Linked DNA regions of Homo sapiens: region 1 is linked to region 2. Evidence: chromatin loops called from intact Hi-C (ENCODE). Cell type or tissue: heart right ventricle. All regions are shown on one strand. Each heading gives the region's core, and the rest is flanking DNA. Links, peaks and the distances in the headings are about the cores only. Region 1 has its middle 410 kb from the start of LINC02270. Region 2 holds the start of LINC02360 (long intergenic non-protein coding RNA 2360).

Region 1 (2,930 bases), core at 207-2,706, 860 kb after region 2:
TAACGAAGATTTATCAGAACCCAAAGGTCCGTAGCCCTTCAGCTAAGGAATCCTGGACTAGGGTGTTGTTTAAAAGCTTCTCAGGGATTCTCAACAGGAGAGAGAAAAGGAACTTCCTTGACATAAAGAGTTGGGGAAAAGTTATATCAGCTAAGCACCTGCCATGTGCCAGGTCTAGCACATGACTTTTCTTAAACCTCACAACCAAGGATAGACATTGTAACTCCATTTTACAAAACAGGAAATAGGACCTCAGAAAGAGAAATTACTACGCAATAAAAAGCTCAATTTAGCTGGGGTTTAAACTCAAATCTGTTAAAGGCGAAAGCGGAGACTAGTTTTTTTTTTCCAGTTTTAAAATGTAAATCGTTTTCATTGATTTTACAATTCTTAACAAGGCAGGAAAATGTCATTATGCTCATGACTAGCTTTAAGCATCAATAAGTTTAGTCTGATTTTACTAGATTTTTATAAATATAAACATTTTGCTATTAGAATTCTTATGTAATCATTAAGATTTTGTTTAACACAGAAATATTAGGCATAGCTTTATTGGGAAGTTGAGATTACAGGTTATTTTCATTAGTGTCTAAATTTTTCTGAACTTTGCAATTTTAAAAATGATTAGCATATGTTAAAATTATAAAGTTGCCAATTAGGTTTATTTTAATGTGATATAAATACACAATTATTTCAAGATACACAGTAAATTGCACAGAGGACATAGACTCATTTATTTGGGGATTATATAGATTTGTTGGCTGTGAAATCTAAAATCAGAGTCCATTTATTATCACATGTAATTATGTGTTACAAGAAGTGGACACAAATTTAAAAAGAAAAACAGGTATGCAATTTATATTTCCAGGGGGCTTTTAAAATATAGTTTTGCCTAAACTGATCAAAATATTTGAGGTGCCTTCTCCTCAAAACTGCCTGTGAAGTTTCTCTGGGTAACCCCACAGCTGACTCTAATTTCATTTTCTCCACAATTATTCTACCCATTATTGGGTGTAATATCCTCCACAACTCCACTCTCACAGCGACTTGCTAGAATTTCTGCATTGTTGTTAGCTGTCTCCCCCGAATTATAAGTCCTATAAGGCCAGGTTTTATGCTTATTCAACTATATATCCCCTTATCACCCAATGCAGCGTCTTGCACATAGTCGGAAGCCAATAGATTCTTGCTTAGATGAAATAATTCTAGCCCTGGGGCCAAGGTGCTAACATTGCCATGATCTCGGAGAAGGAAGTGGTGGGGTATTGCAAATAGCGTCTATGCTTAGCAGGCACATTTATACGTAGGGTTAGTGCCCTCTATTTTTAATTTACTTGATTATTCTACAATATCGACTTTTTTTTTTTCTTAAATAATTCTTTATTTACATCCAAACATCAAAAGTCATTCAAGTTGAAGCCCTTCCCACAAGCATTAAGTTCTGCTCACAAAATGTTCAGGAACATTAAAAATCTCTGACATGAAAAATGTGTTACATCACAAGATTTTAAGATGAACGAAGTAAATAAATATGTAGCTCTGCACTTGTGGAGCAGCGGTAGGCAGACCTGCGAGACGACTCTGGCCCAAAGCTTAAGGCTGCATCATCCGTCAGGTGTGGATGAGATCCATCGAAACAGTGAGCGACGCCTGCCATCTACAGGCCACAATGTGTATTGCCGCATAGGTGCCAGTAGACCTTGAATTTAAGAAGCCTTGGGGGATGATACTCAGCGATGTGATCTCGAAGAGACTGTCCTATGTTGAATTATCATTCAATGTAAAAATATAATCAAATAATTATAACCATTAATAGATAACAGGTGACACTTCCCTTCACACTTTCCTCTGTGTAATTCTTACTTTACAAAATTGAAAATGAAGAGCTTTGTGTGTCTTCCACTTTTATTATCATCATGGTGCTTTGTCCTCCTTCACTTTGTGATTATCTCTGTATACGTCTGCCTTCCCCAGGAGCCAACTAACTCACGCGGTGCAGGGGACCCATATAATTCATCTATGTATACGCTCTTGCCTAGAGCAGGGTTTGACACATGGCAGGTATTCTACAAAGATTTGATGCATGAGTGCTTAAGGGAATGAATAAATAAATGAATAAGTAAATCAATCAAAAACTAATTATTTTCGAGTCACCTTGTTCTAAATTACATATAAATTTATGGAGAAAAACTGTAGTCTAACATAGATATATATGTATGTATACATGTTGAGCACAGTGTCTGCCCCACAGCAGGTTCACAGTAAACATTATCTACATTAGACTATAATGTATGTGTGTGTACATATATCTAAGCATATGTGTTCAGTTGGTTGTTTTAAAACTTCTGCAATAAATCAAGAGATTAATATTTTTTATTAAAATCCTTAAATCTGTATGTTAAGGATCTTGTGAGTTCAGCTTCAGGTCCCCATCTATGTCATTTTATTAGGCAAAATGTTCTGAAAGATTCATTCCATTTAGAAAGTAAACATGACAGCAAGGCCACAGTTATTACTTCTCATTTATTTTGTTCTTTTGGAGATTGACCATCTAGCTTAAGTCAGACAAAATGAGAACCAAGAAAAAAAATGTTTAGATAAAATCATTGTAAGAGAGAGAATATAAAAGAAAGTGGAAAAGTAAGATTAATATTGTTTTGCCTAAGAGACCTAGTTTCTCTCCCAACCTCTCCCCCACCAACACAAACTTGAAGAAATTTTTTGGATGTTTAAACTTAATTATCTTTAAAAATAAGGAAGCAATGCTTATGGGGCACAGCTGTGTGGCAGGCACTGTGCTTGGCATTTCTGTGAATTTTCACATTTAATCTGCCCAACAGGTCCAGCCCTAGAAGACACTTATTGGCAGATCCCTTTTATGGACCATGAAACCGAGTCTCAGAGAGATTATTTCTGCAAGGTCACGCTGT
Region 2 (2,930 bases), core at 174-2,673:
TGTTCTCACTGCCAGAGGCTTACTCATGTTAAATTCTTGTCAGCCTCCCTAATCATAAGCTGCTTAAATGAGGAAAAAAAACAGTAACAGTGCTTCCAAATCTGAACGAAGTATGCTATATAAAGTTGGTGGACATGGTAACAAGACTTGCCAAAGAAATATTCTAGCCAGCAGTGATACGGCATCCTGAGTAACGAGCTTAAGCAATTGCCTAGACCTTGGTGTGTCATCCTAAAAGTAAAATGGAAACATATACCTAAAGAAACAAAGAAATAACAACATTTAAATTATTGAAACGAGCAATAGATAAAGTGATATATTTGGATCTTCTACCCTGAAATAAGCCCCTCTCTGCCCTGGTGTCATTTCAGGCCAACGAGCTATACCTAGTGATTCCAAAGTCCACATATATTTACTCTGTTCTCACTGTACAAAGTAACCACTCTGAAGTCAAGTAAGTCATTGTCGATAGATAGTACTAATTACATTAGGTTTTATATATGTGTGTCTGAACATACTATATAACAAACATATACAGTACACAATTTTGCCTTTTATATACTTGCATGTGTGCATATATATGTACATATGCAATCATGCATAGTTAATGGCACATGTATACACTTGTGAAATAGAATACCTACCAATTGCTAATGAAGGGATTTCTCTGATACCAATTCAACTTGTATGGGGAAAGCTACTTACCTGCTTTATTTCTCAATTTTCTCATCTATGACACAACGTAAGCAGGTGCACGTTATGTGTGTTGTCTCCTAGCTCTTAAATCAGAAATCAATTTTATAACATGAATTGCACTTATCCAATAGGAGAAACACTTTCTAGCTTCAGAGTATAATTGGTATAGTTTTACATTGCAAGTAACAGAAGCCCCATGGAGCCAAATTGATCAAAATACGGTATTTCAGAAGGATGAGGTGGATCTTACCTCAGGCATAGATGCGTACATAGATTCCAATGAAAATAATGTGGCACTGTCTTCTTGTAGCTCTGCCTTTTCTTCTGTGCTGGGCTCTTATTTACCTGCTACAGGCTGATATTCTCCGTATGGTTGAGTATACGTCCAAGCACTGCGAAGCTTCACCTCTACCTGGCCTCCAACACACCAAAGAGGCTTTTAGAACTGCCGTTAGAACAGTCCTGGGAGAGCTTGGATTTCTGAGTTGAGACAAGTGTAAACCCTTAAAGCAATCAGTCAAGCTGTGTGAACAATTTTCCATGATACTCTGGACTAGGATGACCCATCCAAGAATTGGCAGGAAACCAGCTGGACCAGCCATCCTTACACAGATTTATTTCCCCATATTTCAAGGAAGTGAGCCATTTTGCTTGATCCAGCACATACTTATCTACAGTGCTTAAAACTAAGAACTCAGATACAGTGTCTTAAAGGCTTATTTCCTCTTACTCTTCAACATGAGCCTCTGCTTACCATTGTCAATCACTATGAATTTTCTTGTGTTTCATATTTTCTTGACTCTGGCTTATCTTGATAATTTCCTCCTCTTCCTAAAGCCCTTAGCATGCCTATCTTGTATACTTTGCCACCCACAACTCCAGATTTTCTCTACAAAACGTTGAAACAAATAAATACACATAGAAACAAAACAAAAATAATAACTTAGCACACCTCTCTAGTAAATATTGTTTTCCTCAATGCTGGTGTCGAGAAATATTTTCTAAACTCCCACAGTGCCCTAGATTTTTCTCTGTTATTGCACTTACTACAAGATACAGTGCTTTTTCTTTCCTACTACCAGACTCTTGCATAAATAAGGCATGTTTTGATTTAAAGAGACATAAACACAAATTGAAATATTTAAAAAGAAAAAAAACTGGAAGGATCCCAGTACTTCCATAACTACCAGAGAGTTGTCTTCATATTTCTTGTATTTGCTGACTTTGAATGTCCATTTTATGCTCTCCTTTTCCAGAAAAGCTGGGATACATGAAGACTGCCATCCCTTGAGTCACTTGCCCTGTAGCTGCCACTGTTGGAAAAGGGCTTGCTTCTGTGTCCTTGTGCCCACTTTGAAAATCCCTGGGAAGTCCTTGGAGTCAGATGAGCAGGCCTCCGCCACTCTGCCAAAAAGTCTGTTCAGTGAGTTTAGAATCATATAGAAAAGACATGGATGTGGGGGATCCTGTGCCATGTATTTGAAACAGTAGCTGCCATATAATATGCTTTCGGTATATGAATGAATTCAAAAGGATATTATCATGCTCATACCTTCTAGATCAGGAGTCCCCAACCCCTGAGCCATGGACTGATATGGAGCTATGGTCTGTTAGGAACTGGGCTGCCCAGGAGGAGGTAAGTGGCAGGCAGGCAGAGCATTACCACCTGAGCTCCGCCTCCCATCACATCAATGGCAGCAGGGCACTAGATTCTCATAGGAGTGTGAACCCCACTGTGCATGTGAGGGATAGAAGCTGCACACTCCTTATGAGAATCTAATGTCTGACGAGCTGAGGTGGAACAGTTTAATCCCAAAACCATCCTCCTGCACCCACAAGTCTGTGGAAAGATTGTCTTCCATGAAACTGGTCCCTGGTGCCAAAAAGATTGGGGTCCACTGTTCTAGAACTTAAACGGTGAAAAAGTTTCAATTGTAGACTCATATAAGTTGCCAGTTGGTGTAAAGCACTGGCTTTTCTCCCTTTTGGAGAATGCTTAGGAATAATTGACTTTTTCAGATTTCAGTTTTCTGCACTTTTCATCTGTGTAAAAGGGTATTTATGATAAGGATATGTGCGCTAAAGGCCCAGATTCCAGATTAATAGCACAAAGCTTTCTTGTGAGTTAATACTATAATTATACTTTTTTCCCTTAAGGCTGTATTTTTTTTCTGATTTTCTGATATTTTTCTCCATAGCCAAAATGGTGTTTAAGAAATTAAAGGCCAGCTTGA

Evidence for each region. Hi-C counts contacts between places; a loop is a spot of excess contacts. Peaks named below come from ENCODE experiments on the same cell type or tissue, not always from the same donor. Only the 100,000 strongest peaks of a DNase experiment are listed, where the experiment ranks them.
Region 1: it touches region 2 in a loop (3-fold over the local background); 38 of 110 quality-filtered maps call a loop at or near these places.

Annotation. Positions count from the first base shown.
Region 1 is chr4:12,631,599-12,634,528 of GRCh38, forward strand. No RefSeq gene overlaps it. Among named protein-coding and RNA genes, the nearest start is that of LINC02270, 410 kb to the left of the region's middle. RefSeq lists an enhancer at 1,706-1,765. In heart right ventricle, for the core only: a CTCF peak has its summit at 1,669 (motif pointing left); a DNase peak (open chromatin) is centred at 1,643.
Region 2 is chr4:11,768,357-11,771,286 of GRCh38, forward strand. LINC02360 (long intergenic non-protein coding RNA 2360) reads right to left here and starts at 1,112. Exons shown (of 4, transcript NR_146995.1): 1 at 947-1,112. It overlaps LOC107986178 (a long non-coding RNA gene), which reads left to right. Exons shown (of 5, transcript NR_188483.1): 3 at 1,953-2,119; 4 at 2,256-2,332. In heart right ventricle, for the core only: no CTCF peak of the experiment used is centred there; a DNase peak (open chromatin) is centred at 1,279.